Linked DNA regions of Mus musculus: region 1 is linked to region 2. Evidence: chromatin loops called from intact Hi-C (ENCODE). Cell type or tissue: heart. All regions are shown on one strand.

The links. Hi-C counts contacts between places; a loop is a spot of excess contacts. Peaks named below come from ENCODE experiments on the same cell type or tissue, not always from the same donor. Only the 100,000 strongest peaks of a DNase experiment are listed, where the experiment ranks them.
Region 1: it touches region 2 in a loop (8-fold over the local background); 2 of 42 quality-filtered maps call a loop at or near these places.

The regions. Positions count from the first base shown.
Region 1 is chr9:110,098,044-110,106,043 of GRCm38, forward strand. Dhx30 (DEAH (Asp-Glu-Ala-His) box polypeptide 30) reads right to left here. Exons shown (of 23, transcript NM_001252682.1): 6 at 686-816. Among named protein-coding and RNA genes, the nearest start is that of Dhx30, 16 kb to the right of the region's middle. In heart, a CTCF peak has its summit at 3,072 (motif pointing left); a DNase peak (open chromatin) is centred at 3,018; H3K4me3 peaks cover 1,315 bases; H3K27ac peaks cover 732 bases.
Region 2 is chr9:109,982,400-109,990,399 of GRCm38, forward strand. The region is part of intron 2 of Map4 (microtubule-associated protein 4); the gene reads left to right. Among named protein-coding and RNA genes, the nearest start is that of Map4, 55 kb to the left of the region's middle. In heart, a CTCF peak has its summit at 3,230 (motif pointing right); a DNase peak (open chromatin) is centred at 3,212.

The sequences.
Region 1 (8,000 bases), 120 kb after region 2:
TGGCTGACTCTTCAAACTGAATTGTATTATGAGATTCTCTTCTGAGTGCACAGTGGCACACATCTGTAAGTCATTTTTCATGTGTATAGAATACCTTCAGGATCTGGGAAGTGGAGGCAGGAAAACCAGCAATCCAAGGCCAGATCCTGTTACAGAGTAAGTTCTAAGCCAACCTAGTCTACACAAAACCTTATCTCCACAAAAAGCAAAAGATCAGTGCCAGATGCCTTTGATCTCAGTACTCAGGAGGCAGAGGCAAGCAGATCTGAGTTCAAGGCCAGGCTGGTCTCCAAAATGAATTCCAGGACACCCAGGAATAAAGACACCCTGTCTAGAAGAACAAAAACAGATAAACAAAAACAAAAACAAAACAGAATTTTTTGGCCTCTTTAAAAAACAAAAACAGGGGGCTGGAGAGATGGCTCAGTGGTTAAGAGCACTGACTGCTCTTCCAGAGGTCCTGAGTTCAATTTCCAGCAGCCATGTGGTGGCTTACAACCATCTGTAATGGGATCTGATGTCCTCTTCTGGTGTGCCTGAAGACAGCTACAGCGTACACATATAAATAAAATAAATAAATCTTAAAAACAAAAAACAAACAAACAAAAAAAAAAAACCCTGAAAGGGAAGAGTAGCCAGTTTTCTGTGAGTCAAACCAGTGTTTCACTTAGCCATCAATACTTACCTTTTTCTTCGGTCCATTCGTGTGCACATAGACTAACTTGTCTTTTGCATGTGAGATGCCAAGGGCTCTTCCAATCACGCTGTTGAGAAGGTTTTTAGGCTGCGGAAACTCTTTTAATAGGTCCCTAGAAGCTAAGAAAATAAGAATGAATAATTACAATTCTTTTTCTTTCGAAACTCCATAAGGTAGGTAGGTAGGTGTGTGTGTGTGTGTGTGTGTGTGTGTGTGTGTGTGTATCAATCTAAGTCACTCTGGGCTGAAGATGTTGGCTCGGGACCCCCAAGCACTCAATGGAGTTAGGAGTCCTGGGTTGGTTAGTCAATAAACTCTGTGAGTCTGATGTCTAAAAGAGGGTATTCAAAAAACAAACAAAACGCCAAGTGGTGGTTACGCACACCTTTTATTCCAGCACCCAGAAGACAGAGGCAGGCAGATGTCTGAGTTGAAGGCCAGCCTGATCTACAGAGTGAGTTCCAGAACAGCCAAGGCTATTCAGAGAAACCCTGTCTGAAAAACAGCAACAACAACAAATCCAAACAAACAAACAAAACCAAAGTATCTTCCACATCTATGCAGGAGAGCTCAAGGCCCCCTAAGCAGTGCAGAGTTAGAAGGACAGGCAGGCCCTGCAGAGCGGGGTGAGACCCAGATGCTCAAGATCATGCCTCCACTCGCAAGTAACCCCAGCCCTCTGCCGAAGTCCTCTCTAGAGCCCACAGAAAGGCTCCCAGCCAAGACAGAGCATGAGCCACCCCGCCTATCTCCCTGACATACCGGAAAGGGGCATCAGACACCAGGAGGCCATCCCTTCCCTTCCACTTATTCTCGACATTAACCTCTAAACAAAAATGTCTGCCATATCTCATCTAGCAGCAGCTCCTGCCAGACAAGGGCTTAGTTGGACCACAAAGAGGCAATATGGCCCAACTCAAAACAAAATGAAGTGCCCATTCACACAGAGTCAGAAATCTTTAGAGAGAAGGCTTCAGAAGTCTCCTCATTTGCCACTGTCATGTGTGGCATTACATTAAGCTTATATTACTCCACAGTGGAATTGATCTAGAGTACCATGTACTTGCTTCATCATAATTATTTGAGAAATTTTCACCTAGCAGTGGATAGAGTATTCTTCAAGGGGAACCTGAGAATGCCAGCCATGTTCAGATAGGATCTGTATTTAATTCTTATGTCTTTTTAAAAGTTCATTTATTGCTGAGCAGGTGTTAACTTTTAATCCCCTCACTTGGGAGACAAAGACATGTGAATCTCTGAGTTTCAGGCCAGCCAGGGCTATAGAGTGAGACCCTAATTAAAAAAAAAAAAATCATTAATATGTGTGTACACATGTACGTGAAGTCAGAGGTTAGCCCTGGCAGACCTATTCTCTCCCTCCACTGTGATAAGGGGTTGGAATTTGAGTTTATTATCTACCAGACTTGTATGCAAGCGCTTTTACCAGAGGACCCATTTCACCAGTGCTAAATTTTGAAAATATTCCTCCAAAACTCTGGAATAACCTGGTTATCTAATTTGGGATATTTATCTGGAACAGATTTCTGTCAACTAGCACAATAGGAGGGTCCTGCCTGGACCACTCTCCTAAATGCTGTGTTATGAATCATGTAAGAACCAAGTAGTTATAAACAGTTCCTAAGCAGACTCAAGGAGAGTTGAACCCATCTTGCAGCCCTATGCTAAGTAGATATGCACAGACACCACACCCCCAGATCTTCAAGATGGGTAAAGAAAGGCCAGCGAGCTCACTCCACCTATCTTAATGGCCATGATGTACTAATCATGATGTCAGAGCTAACCCTCAATGCCACTCAACCTGGCAGAAGTAGGATATTTAAGTGATTCTTCCCCCCACCCCCCGCCTCGCCCCCATCCATCTACATGCAGGTGTGCTGGGTTCTAGGTGGACCTAAGACACACCAGGCTTTCTAACAGCAAGGCAGAGACTCACAGATGTAAAAAGTTTAAACTACTTTCCAGAATAAAGCCTTGACCGGGCGCTGTCCCGCACCCCTTGCTTGTCTTCCCTAGTCAAGGACATCGGAGCCAAATCTCAGCTTCACTATCCTCACCGTTCACCATGCTTCCGTCACCCTCCCCAGGCTCGCTAGGGGCCACCTCTGATTCGACCTCGGCAGCTTCCTGAGTGCCATCAGAGCGGACAAAGCTTGATGAGAAGCCGCGCGAACATCCTTGTCGCCCGGAAGCGACAAGGGGATCCGGCGGCCGGAGGCGCGGAGAGACGCCGGCAGCCAGCGCCATGAGCCGCCTGGCAGCCGCCATCGCGATCCCACCAGTCCCTGCGGCCCCAGACCGCGACAGTACCTTCGAGGGCTCAGCAACTGGCAGCATTACCGTACGCCCTCTGCTGGCCGGGGGGACTCGGTGCCGACCTGAGAGCATGAAAGCTAGGCTACAGCTAGGATGCATACCACAGCCTAAGCCTCCTCACCTGGAAATCCAAACCACAGACTAGGCATCTGGATCTCAACCAGGAAAGGGAATAGGATGATTTTAGAAAATAGCGCTAGGTATTTGCTCAACGTCCATTCAAAAAACCGAGCCAAGTTCCCTCCAGGTCCTACACATGGTAAATTCCTTACAAACTGCTTTGTAATGCCTGACTTGGTTGTTGATACAGTGCTAAGCAGGGCACCCATCTCCTATAGGTAACCCTGGTGAAGACTCTAGAATAGATAGAGAAGACCTCTTAAATATAAACTGATTTTAATCCCTGGACTGGAGTCAAGGGAGAAAGCACTGTGCCAAGAAACTGAGCCGACTCCACAGTTAAGAGTGGAGACCTGCTCTTCCTCACTTGGGTGAAGGCTGCAATTTTACTTCCAAACTACTGTGCCTGGATTTTATTCTTCTTCTGTCTCTTAAGGCTTCTGAGGACTTGGGAGGGCTGGGAATGAAATTAGATCTGAAAGCAGTGACTATGTTGAGGGTGGACATCAATGTCTCTGGACCTTGGGAGAAAGCTTTGCTGGGTGGTTGGCAGTTTAAGTTGTCTAAATTGGGAAGAAGAAATGTGTTTCATTCTAGCCATGACTTGAATAATCCCCTAGAGAGCTCATTAAAACACATCACTGCTCGGCATGGTGTTTGTACATTTAATCCCAGCACTTGGGAGGCAGAGGCAGGCGGATTTCTGCGTTCGAGGCCAGCCTGGTCTACAGAGTGAGTTCCAGGACAGCCAGGACTACACAGAGAAACCCTGTCTGGAGAAACCTAAATTAATTAATTAATTAATGAAAAAAAAACCATGTTACTAAGCTGGTTGCGGTGGTGCAAACCTTTAGTCCCAGCCTTTGGGAGGCAGAGGGAGGTAGATCTCTGTACATGTGAGGACTGCCAAGGACAGAAAAACTGTGTCTTGGAAAACCAAATGTGTGGTGAGACCTGCCTGTAACTCAGCACTCAGATGCAGCAGCAGGACTGACTGCTTCATGTTCAAGTCTAGCCTGGTCTCCACGGAAGTTCTAGGCTAACGTGGGTTATATACTGCATCAAAAAATAAAACAAACAAACAAAACACCACAAAAACCAGGTCTGGGGATGGAGTTTAGATTAATCATGTTCACAAGATTTGAGCATCAGTACTGTATAGTGGGAGCACGTCTCTGAATCCCACATTGGGAAATGGAGGAAGGAGGACTGGGAGTTCTAAGTCATCTCTGGTAATAGAAAATAAAAAGTTGAGGCCAACATGCGCCTCTGACTTTTTTTTGCTTCTTTGTTTTTGAGACAGGTATAGCCCTGGCTGTCCTAGAACTCACTCTGTAGACCATGCTGGCCTTAGGCCCACCTGCCTAAGGCCACCCAAGTCCACCTGCCTCTACCACCCAAGTCCTGGGATTAAAGACATACACAACCACCACCTGCCTACATGAGCCACCATGCACATGGTGGACAGACAAATATGAAGGCAAAACATCCACACAAATAAGCCAGACAGTGGCCAAATACCTCCAACCTCCAGGTCAGCCTGATATATTGAGCGAGTTCTAGGACAGCCAGGACTGCACAGAGAAACCTTGTCTTAAAAACAAAAAACACGCCGGGCGTGGTGGTGCACGCCTTTAATCCCAGCACTCGGGAGGCAGAGGCAGGCGGATTTCTGAGTTCGAGGCCAGCCTGGTCTACAAAGTGAGTTCCAGGACAGCCAGGGCTATACAGAGAAACCCTGCCTCGAAAAAACAAAACAAAACAAAACAAAACAAAAAAAAACAAAAAACACATGATTCCCCAAGGGCTTTGCATATGGCAGTGTGGCTCATTACTTTGTCAGACAGAAGTCTAACCAGTTTCAAAAATGGTCCTCAAAGACTATAAATAGCCCAATTTTCATCCCAAGGATGAAGTCATTTACCAAGTCAGGGTGGGCACAACAGTGGCGGAGGATAAGTGAGAACTGTGTTGTTTCAGAGCTGAAGGAAACAAGTCTAGAGAAAAGACCCTCACCTAGAAAGCAGCTGTGCCCGTCAAGACTCCTCAGTAACACAATCTGCTCTGCTGGGTCAGCCACAATGGTGTGTGTGTGGCTGTTTTGCCTGCATATTTGTGCAGAGGCAGGTGGATGAATTCAAGGCACAAGTGTGTTCATGCATGATTCTTGGCCTTGCTTCCAAAGAAAGCAAGTGTAAAAGTATACACAGAGCAAAAGTTGTTATGAACTGTTAAGTGTCTAAACTTCATGACAGGAGCATGGGCATCTGCTATGCCATTCTCTCTATTCTTTTTTTTTCATTCTCTCTATTTTTAAAAAACATATTTTAAACAGATGCCTGAAATTTTATGTTAAAAACAAAACAAAACAAAGAAACAAAGGGGCTAGGGGTGGTGGTGCACGCCTTTTATTCCAGCACTTGGGAGGCAGAGGCAGGAGGATTTCTGAGTTCGAGGCCAGCCTGGTCTACAAAATGAGTTCCAGGACAGCCAGGGCTACACAGAGAAACCCTGTCTCGGAAAAACAAAAACAACAAACAAACAAACAAACAAACAAACAAAGGGGCTGGAGAGTGGCTGAGTGGTTAAGAGCAGTGGCTGCCCTTTCAGAGGACCCAGATTCAATTCCCAACACGCACATGGTGGCTCACACCTGTTTGTAACTCCGGTTCCAGGGGATCTAACATCCTCACACAGACATATGCAGGTAAAACACCAATGCACACAAAATAAAAATAAATCACTAAGAAAAAGAAAAGAGAGGGGAGGCCCTTAGTTCTGTGAAGGCTCAATGTCCCAGTGTAGATAATGCTAGGATGGTGAGGCAGAAGTGGATGGGTGGGTGGGGGAGCACCATCACCATCACAGAAGCAGGGTAAGGGAGGATGGGATGGGGGTCTGCAGAGAGGACACTGAGAAAGGGGATAACATTTGAGATGTAAACAAATAAAAAAATCCAATTAAAAATCCAAAAATAAATAAATAATAATAAAAGTAGTTATGAGAATAAACTGGAATAAAATATTAATATTTAAAAAACAAAAAGAAAAGAAAACCAGTACTTAATAGCCTGAGGCAAGAAGATTTGAGAGTACAAGGTCAGCCTAGGATTCAAAATAAGACCCTGTCTCTGAAACTAAGAAAAAGCTGTGGCTATCAGTCAGTGACAGAGTGACTGACCTGCATAAGACCATGGGTTTAGCTCCCACAATCCACAGAGACATGCCAGGAAGAGAACCGACTCAACAAAGCTGCCGTTTGACCTGTACCAGACACACACTATACACACATTTAAACACAGCAACAACAAATACAACCTAAAAAGAAAGCTCATGCCAGGCAGGGATGGTGCAGGCTTTTAATCCCAGCACTTGGGAGGCAGAGGCAGGTGGATCTCCAAATTTAAGGCCAGCCTGGTCTATAGATTGAGTTCTGGGATAGACAAGGCTACACAGAGAAACCCTGCCCCAGACAAAACAAAACTGGATATCAAGAATGTGGAAAAATAATAAAAACCAGTTATAAAGAGTTCTAAGGGCTGGCACTGGCTTGAGCAGATTGTTCACTCCATAAATACCAGCAACTCCTGTGGAGTCAGGGAAGCTCTTCACATAAGGCTTTGGAAGGCTTCTGTTTCTATGATCTCCTCCCAAGTGTTCAGAGTAGGCATTGGCAAGCCATTGACTGCACACCAAATCCAGGCCACTGCTGTTACTATAAGGTCTCTGTTGGTATTTGAAACATAGTATCCTTTACTCAAGCCTTGCCTTGCACTTGCTAGTGCTAGTTAGCCAAGGATGACTTTAAACTACTGACCCTGTTGAGTGCAAGGAGTTCAGGATGTGCCAGCACACCTGAATTATTCAGCACTGGGGGCTGAATTCAAACTAAACCTGAAGTGTATCTTAGCCCCATTAGGAAGTCTGAGTGGAGCACAGCTATGCTAATTTGCTTATGGAATATCAATTGCTACCTTTCTGCTATCATGGCAGAGTTAATTGCAACAGAAAAACATGACAGCAAAACCTGGGCATGGTGGCTCATGAATTTAACCCCAGCCCTCAGGAGGAAGAAGGCATATCTCTGAGTTCCAGAATATCCTGGTCTTCGTACAGGGTCTATGTACAGAGTTCAGGCCAAGCAAAGCTACAGAGTGAGACCTTATCTCAAAAAAACAAAAAACATACACCTCTCTCTCTCTCTGTGTGTGTGTGTGTGTGTGTGTGTGTGTGTATGTATGTATATGTGTGTGTGTATATATGTTTATTAACTTAGAAATATTTCTTTTTATTTAATTTATACTTTTATTAAATTTTAGTGTGTATGCATGTTCATGGTTCTCCTTCCACCATGAGTGCCAGGGATTGAACTCAGGTCATCAGGATGGCATGGCAGTAAGTATCACTGCAGAGCCAACTCACCAGCTCTCAGAGATATTTCTGTCCACTTTTGGATCAGAGAGAACACAGCCACTAAACAGAGTCAAGGTGTAGAGGACCTGAGTCTGCAGGGAATGTTTAGGAGCTTAAGCTTCGCTTATATTTTGATTCATGGTAACGACAGCTAATTATGTAGCCCAGGCTGCCCCAAACTTGTAGCAATCCTGTTTTGCCTCAGGCTCTCAAGTGCTGGCTTATTACAGGTATAAGCCAACATGTTTAGGAAGTGAAACTTTAAAGCACCAAAAAACAATGGAAGAAAACCCAAGACAACTGAGGCCCTGTGTAGACAACAGGACCTTTGAAGGAAATGGGGATCTATTAACACCTAAAACACTGGAGCTCTCAGCCAGCATGTGGCAACTTACTCAACTTATCATATTCAAAATGATAAGACATGGTCAAGCTGA
Region 2 (8,000 bases):
TTCAAATCCCAGCAACCACATGATGGCTCTCAACCAACTGTAATAGGATCCGAAGTAATAGGATCCACTCATAGGCTCTCTTCAACTCTTTTGCATGACCCCACAATGGTTTTGGGCCATCAATTGCAACTGAAGCTGCACCTACACCAATAGCCTTTCATGACTTCTCACAGTGCTGGGCCTCAGCTGCTCTTCATGACCCCTTCATGTCTCATAACCAGTACCACCTGGGTGACTCTTATACATTACCAAGTCCAGCTGCAGCATGAAGTACATCCTTGGCTATCTCTGGAAAACAGCTCTCAAAAAACACTTCCCAGAAGATTTCACCTCTGTGATGCTGGTCTCTTCTTAATTAACACTAATTTCTTAGTTCCAGCTAACCAGCATCAATAGTCCCAGTAACACAAAGATTTGCTTTAGTAGTTCTGGTATCTTGTTAATCACAGCCGATTCTTCAGCCCCAGCTAACCAAAACCACAGAATCTTCACAATCAAAACATCACGACCCTGATAAGAGTCTTTCCTCTGAAATTTTACAAGGCTGGCCTCCATCATTTGCACTGTTCTCAACATTATCTTCCAAGCTCCTACAGAATATCCGCTTCAATGGCTCTTCTAGCCCAAAGTCCTTCCACAGTCCTCCCCAAAACATTATCAGGTTGTCACAGGAATACACCACTATGCTGGTACAAATTTACTGGTCTTGTGTGTCAACTTGACACAGGCTGGAGTTATCACAGAGAAAGGAGCTTCAGTTGAAGAAATGCCTCCATGAGATCCAGCTGTAAGGCATTTCCTCAACTGAAGCTCCTTTCTCTGTGATAACTCCAACTTGTGTCAAGTTGACACACAAAGCCAGCCAGTACAATTTCCAGTGCCCCTTTATGGCCTCTGCATGTGATGCATAAACATCCATGCATGCAAAATAATGATAGTAATAATAAAATAATGTAAAAGTAAGAATCAATATATCTAAATATTTAAAAAAGATTGTATTATGTGTGTGAAGGTTTTGTCTGTGTGGGTGTATGGGTATGCTACATGCATACCTGTTGAGTCTACTGGAACTGGGTTTGTGACTATTTATGGGACACTTTATACAGGTGCTGATTACTGAAACTGAGTTCTCTGCAAGAGCAACAAGTGCTCTTAACCTCTGAGCCATTTCTGTAGCCCCGCCAACACAGTTCTTTTTAAATGTATATTGAGTGTTTTGCCTGCCAGTATATGTGTGCTGTGTGCATGCCTGGTGCCTGTAGAGGCCCGAAGAGGGTGCTAGATCCCCCGAACTGCTGTATAGTAAGGATGGTTCTAAGCTCCTATGTGGGAACTTTGAACCGAACCTAGATCTTTTGCAAAAGCACCAGGTGTTCTTAAACACTTAGTCATCACTCAGTCCCAAGAACCAGTATGTTTTAAGAAAAAGATTTATAGCCAATCAGTGTTGGTGCATTGATTTAATCCCAGCACTCAGGTGGCAGAAGCAGGTGGATCTCTACATTCAAGGCCAACATGATTTACAGAGCTAGTTCCAGGACTGCCCAGAAACCCTATATTAAATAACAACAACAAAACAAAGAAGAGAAATGAAAAGGATTTATTTTATCTTATTTTCATTTATGTTTATGTATTTGTATGAGTTATGCTATGTTTGGAGACCATAAGGTGCCTGGAGTTATTAGAAGCAGTTGTAAGCTGCCCTACATGGGTTCTGAGAACTGAATTTGGATTCTGTGCTATAGCAATAAGTGAATTTAGACAGTGGGTCATCTCTAACCACAAGTAAGTTACTTGGAATAGTTTTTAGGCATTATGGAAGAAGAGCTCTAAAGACTTATTGTTACTTTGGGTCTTAAGGTGTAGCCTATGCTGTTCTGGAGCTTTGGCTCTCCTGGTTCAGCTTTCTCTGTGTTGGGATTGTAAGCATGTTCCTCAAGGCCGATTTATTAACCCTCATCATTTGTGTTTGATTTTACTTTTTTTTTGGGTGCTCAAAGTCGAGGTATACACCTTGAGTTTGTGTTTTGTTTTTGGAGCAGGCTTGGTTAGGTTCTCACTTGTTTGATTGTAGGCTCGGGCCAATCAAGGGAAGTTTAAAGCATTGTCCTCATATCTAGATATAGAGGGGGCAGCTGAATGAGCTATGCGTGTAATAGAACAGTAGTTGACTTTATTTCCTTTAATTCTTAAATGACCACCCTGTCTTTAACTAAAAAGTGAGCGGTAAACCATGCATTGTCATCCACACCTATGAGATCCTAGCTTGATAAAGAAATTAAGGTGGTTACATAGGCTTTTCAAGGATAACCTGGGCTACAAGAAACCTCATCTCAAAACATAAAATGAGATTAGTTGATGAAAAGGAAAGTTGCTTTTTTCCCTATGTACAATTTTTTTTAAATAAACATGATGGCACCAGCGCCCCCTAAGAATCCTTTTCTGTTAAAGCGAGGAATGCATTTCTTTTTTTTCTTTTTTGTTTGTTTGTTTGTTTGTTTTTCGAGACAGGGTTTCTCTGTGTGGCCCTGGCTGTCCTGGAACTCACTCTGTAGACCAGGCTGGCTTCGAACTCAGAAATCCGCCTGCCTCTGCCTCCCGAGTGCTGGGATTAAAGGCGTGCGCCATCATGTCCGGCCTGAGGGATGCATTTCATGAGTGGGTGCAGTGGCTTGCTTGTTGTCTACTGCGTTTGAAATTGTTTCCAGATGTATTGCTCTTCCCTGATTACTCCTAAACTGCCCAATGCCTAGGAGTTTATTATCAGTACTCTGTGCCTCGCCCTTGCATGCCTTTCAAATAGCAGTAACAGATTCTGTGGCTGTCTTATGCTAGTGAGTACCTTACTCATTGTTGGCTTCCACAAGCAGTTAGCAAGTTTGTGGGCAGTTCGCTTAAGACTTTATTCTGTGTCCCATTTGTAAGATAGAAATTAAGACTAAGTTCTTTGAGGCTAGCATTTTTGTAGAATAAAAAGTTAGGTGGTGGTACATGCCTTTTATCCCAGCATTTGGAAGGCAGGTGGATCCAACCTAGCCTGGTCTACATAAAAAATATAAGGAAATTAGTCTAGGATAGCGCTCCTCAAGGATGAGCCTTGGTCCAGCGTTTTCAGGTCATGTGCAGAGTACAGAGGATAGGTTAGAGGATGTCAGTCAGTCTGGACAGACTAGTGGACAGACTGCATGTGACTTGGCCTTAATGAAATAGTGCAGTCTGCCAAATTTGCCACAAGAGGGTGATGTTGGCAAGAGTCTGGCTGCGCTGAGCCTGTGCTCAGTCTTTCTGCTTGGCCTGAAGCTTTCTCCTGGCTCACAGCACAGCTGCCACTCGGCTCCTTAACCCTTTCCTTTTTGTTTTTTGTTTTGCTTTTTTTTGAGGCAGGGCTTCTCTGTGTAGCCCTGGCTGTCCTCAATTATAGCTATTTTCTTTTTTCTCTCTTTGTGTGGGTTTTTCTCTTGTCTTCTAACAATATCTTTTCTGACTCAGCTCAGCTTCTCCTGGCTCAACTGTCACCTTCTCAATTATCACCTTTCACTGTTTTTGACTTTACTCTTCTGCCACCTGAACTGTACTTACTCTGCCCTACTCTTCTCTGACCCTAGTCCAATCCTCCTCTAATGCTCTACCGCGCTCTGTCTCTGCTGACTTGGCTCTGCTCTGCTCTGCTCTTCTCTTCTCTTCTCTTCTCTTCTCTTCTCTTCTCTTCTCTTCTCTTCTTTCTTTCTTTCTTTTTTTTTAATTTAAGTTTTTAAATTTATGTATGTGAGTATATTATCGCTGTCGTCAGACACACCAGGAGAGAGCATCAGATCCCATTACAGATGGTTGTGAGACACTATGTGGTTGCTGGGAATTGAGCTCAGGACCCCTGGAAGAACAGTCATGCTCTAGCCCTTCTGTTGCCTTTTTATATCCATTTCTTTTCTTTCTTTCTGTTTTTGTTTTGTTTTGTTTTGTTTTGTTTTTCGAGACAGGGTTTCTCTGTATAGCCCTGACTGTCCTGGAACTCACTCAGTAGACCAGGTTGGCCTCGAACTTAGAAATCCGCCTGTCCCCGCTTCCCGAGTGCTGGGATTAAAGGCGTGCGCCACCACGTCTGGCTAACTTGAGTATTTCTTGAACCATTTATAATCCTGGACTGTCTTATCTTCTAGCATCTTATTTTCTGGAGTTCCTTGTCAAAGTCTCTTAATCTCTCTTCCCTCAGTTCTGTGAACCTTTGGCTTACTTATAGTTCTGACTTGGGCATGCAGGATGTGGTATTCAGCAGTCTGTCTTAAAATTCTTCACATAGGCCTATTGTTGCTCTGCATTGTAGATGGCCTCTGTATTGCTGTAGACCAAAGTCCTGCTCATAGACCTTTCAGTGGTTAAGGATCGAAGATCTCTTGACCAGGATTTTTTGGCTCGAAGGCAAAGGCAGTGACTGGTCAGGTTATCTTCTCAGAAGATCTCCCGATCAACTCTTAGCTTTGTTTGATGTTATCACAGCTTTTTGTTTCCTATAGAAAGATAAACAAATCCATGTCCCCAATGCAAGATATTCTTGGATTCCGTTCTGATGTTAATACATCCTTATAGTATATAGACTGAGTTAATTCCACAATTTTTTAAAAATAACCCTGTGTCTCTCAGCTGCTGTTGTTCCTTTCTCATTAACATTAGGAAATTTAAACAGAGTACTATTTAGTCTATCCTAGAGGGTCTTTATTCTTTCTTTTTGTTTTATAAGCATTTCTTTTAAAATACAATTAGATCTTTCTATAATTGCCTGTCCTATATGATTGTTTGGTATACCTGTAACATTATATTATAATTTGCAAAGAATTGCTTCATCTTTCTGGATATATATGTAGGGATATTGTACAGGAATTCCTATATTAGTGATTACTTCCAGTAAATGTATAATTACAGAATCAGCTTTTTTTTTAAGATTTATTTATTCTATGTACTTAAGTACATTGTGGCTCTCCTTGGACACACCAGAGGAGGGCATAGGATTCTATTACAGATGGTTGTAAGCTAGCTACCATGTGGTTGCTGGAAATTGAACTTGGGACCTCTGGAAGAAGAGCCAGGGCCCTTAACCCCTGAGCCATCTCTCTAGCCCCAGAATCAGCTTTTTCAAAACTCATAGCCGCTGGGTGATGGTGGCGCACGCCTTTAATCCCAGCACTTGGGAGGCAGAGGCAGGCGGATTTCTGAGTTCGAGGCCTGGTCTACAAAGTGAGTTCCAGGACAGCCAGGGCTATACAGAGAAACCCTGTCTTGAAAAACAAAACAAAACAAAACAAAACAAAAAACAAACAACAACAACAAAAAAAACTCATAGCCATTGCACATTGAAACCCTGAGTATAATCAGTGGTATGGTGTACAAACTTTAGTTTCCTAAATTCTGAAAAATGAAACATACCCATTGTGGGTGCTGAGCCCCTGGATGTGGCCTAGTGGATGGTAAGCAAAGCCTCTAAGCTCCTCTGTAGTACTAGTGACCATGTACACTGGCATACTGTGCACACAAAATAGAGGATCCTAGCAAACTACTGGAGCCTCAGGATGGCCCAAAACAGTGCAGTGGGTGCTTCAACCCTCCATCTATATGGAAGTCCACGTGGGTGCTGGCAGCCTGGCACCTCCCCATAATGCCTGTGAGATGGTTGACTATTCTAGAGCTTGTGTCAATTCTCTATTGGCCCAAAGGCCATATAAACACTCTTGCTGCTGTGTAGCACAGTAGATCTGCACCTTAGTGCTGGTCTCTGGAGTCTTGTTTCCTGGGTTTGAGACTCCACCTCTCTCACCCCCTCCTGAATCCCAGTTTCCATAATCCCCTTGCCAGATTTCATTTCTTTTGTTGCCTTTAGGAGTTACTTCCAGTAGGTAATGGAGTTTGATTATTGTTATAGAATATTTGATCACATTGTGAACCCCAGGATTGAGAACTGGAAAAACCTTGTGTGGCTCAACCCTAGCACACACCTACCTACCTTCCTTCCCCCCCCCCCAATTCTTTCTCCTCCCCTTCCCCTCCCCCTCCTCCTTCTCTCCCTCCCTTCCTTCCTTCCTTCCTTCCTTCCTTCCTTCCTTCCTTCCGGCACACATCTTTAACACAAGAGCTAAACAAAGTCAACCCTAGGTTAAGATGAGGAACAAGCAATCAGTTGACAGGGAGTAAACAGAAAAGTAAACAGAAAGGAAAGAGATTAAGTTAGGAAGTATTTAAGGAAGTTGTAGAGGAGAATGGACTTTTTCCTTCTGGGATTTTTTAAAGACAAAAATGGGAGGGGGTATAGGAATAATAGGGAAGAAAGGTAGATAATTGAATCTACTTTTACAGATATTGATACAAAATTAAGGTTGTATTTGGTTGCATTGGTATAGATCTTTGTATATGATACAAAATTAAGGTTATATTTTAGTTACAACATACTATGTATCAACTCCTTTTAAGATATTGCACCTTTGTGATTCTTAAAAATGCAACGTAAAGTTCTTGTCCTTTTGAAAGCTACCAGTACAAGTTGTTTAGGATAATTAAGAAATGCAAGTCAATCAAACTTGTAGTTTTGTTAGGTATTAGTTTATGGATCATGGATGTTTTCAAAGTTAATCAGAGAGTACACTAGAGACAAGCAACGTTTCCCTATTCAAATACACTGAGATAGATGGCATTTAAAGATGTTTTATTAGCTTAAGACTTTTTTGACAATGAGACATGTCACATTCTGGCAGTACCCCCATACAATTTCAAAGAAGATAATGAACATTGAAGAACATCCTTGTGGAGTTTGCTTCAAATGTGGCAAGCTGCCACCAGGCAAGAAACTGGCCTTGCTTCAAACTGCTGACTGTATGCTGTCCAAGCTGTGGAAAAAAAGCAGGACACAAAGAAAGTGAAGTGCCAAATGTGCCAGGACAGCGTAGAGAAGTCCTTCATGATTCCTGTTTCACAGAAAAATCTGTGAGATATTCTGGACCAGTAGGCCAAAGAAATGGATGTTCCAAAGTTGCAGAGGAATTTTGGGTGATTGTAAGGGAGCTAGCAGTATTTGTCCTTTCTGTAGTTATGAAAGCTGCTTACTTAGCATTTCTTGCTTATTCAGGTAATATTTAGCCTTTTCATGTCTCTGATAGGGTTGGAGACTATCGTTATAGTCTCATAGTTAAGCTTGAGTTCTTTAGGAATTAAGAAAATATTTTAAGATCTAAAAAGATGTTTTTATGTTGATAAATGCAAGTTATGATAGAAAATGATTTAGGTACAGAACTTTTGATTTACCAAGATAGGATATATAGTAGAGTACTTTCTCCAAGGTTGCCAAATACAAATGGACTGGGTATTATGAATGTAATTCTTACCAGAGTATATAGCTTACCAATGTTAGAGAGTCTTTTATTTAGACAAAAAGGGGGAAATGTTGCAAGATATTTGAACACATTTTGAACCTCAAGATTGTAAACTGGAAAAACCTTGTTGTGGTGTAGCTTAGCCCTAGCATACACCTGTAACCCAAGAGCATTCTGGTATTTGTAAACAAGCATTTGTGGTGTGGCTCAGCCCTAGCATACACCTTTAATTTGAAAGCTAAACAAAGTCAATGCTAGGTCAGGAGGCAGAGCATGCTTGCCAACTGACAGTGGATGACAGTGAAGTAAACAGAAAGGAAGACCTTTCTTTGATGTGAAGGGTATTTAAGACAGCATGGAGAAGGAGAAGGGCCTTTTCCTTCTGGGATGTCTGTGGAGTAGGAAGGTCAGCTGGGTGAGTTCCTTGCTTCTCAAAGCTAGCAGGTTTTCACCACAGCATTTGGCTCCTGAATCTTCATTGGTATAATTGAATGGCTGGGATTTTTGTTTTAAAAACCACAGGTTATACAAAGAACAAGTAGGACATTTTCTTATATATTTCTTGGCTTGTTTCCAGGTGATCGGTATATTTTTAAAAAACCTTTACAGTTAACATGGTGTTTTTCATGAAATATTGAGGCTTCTAAT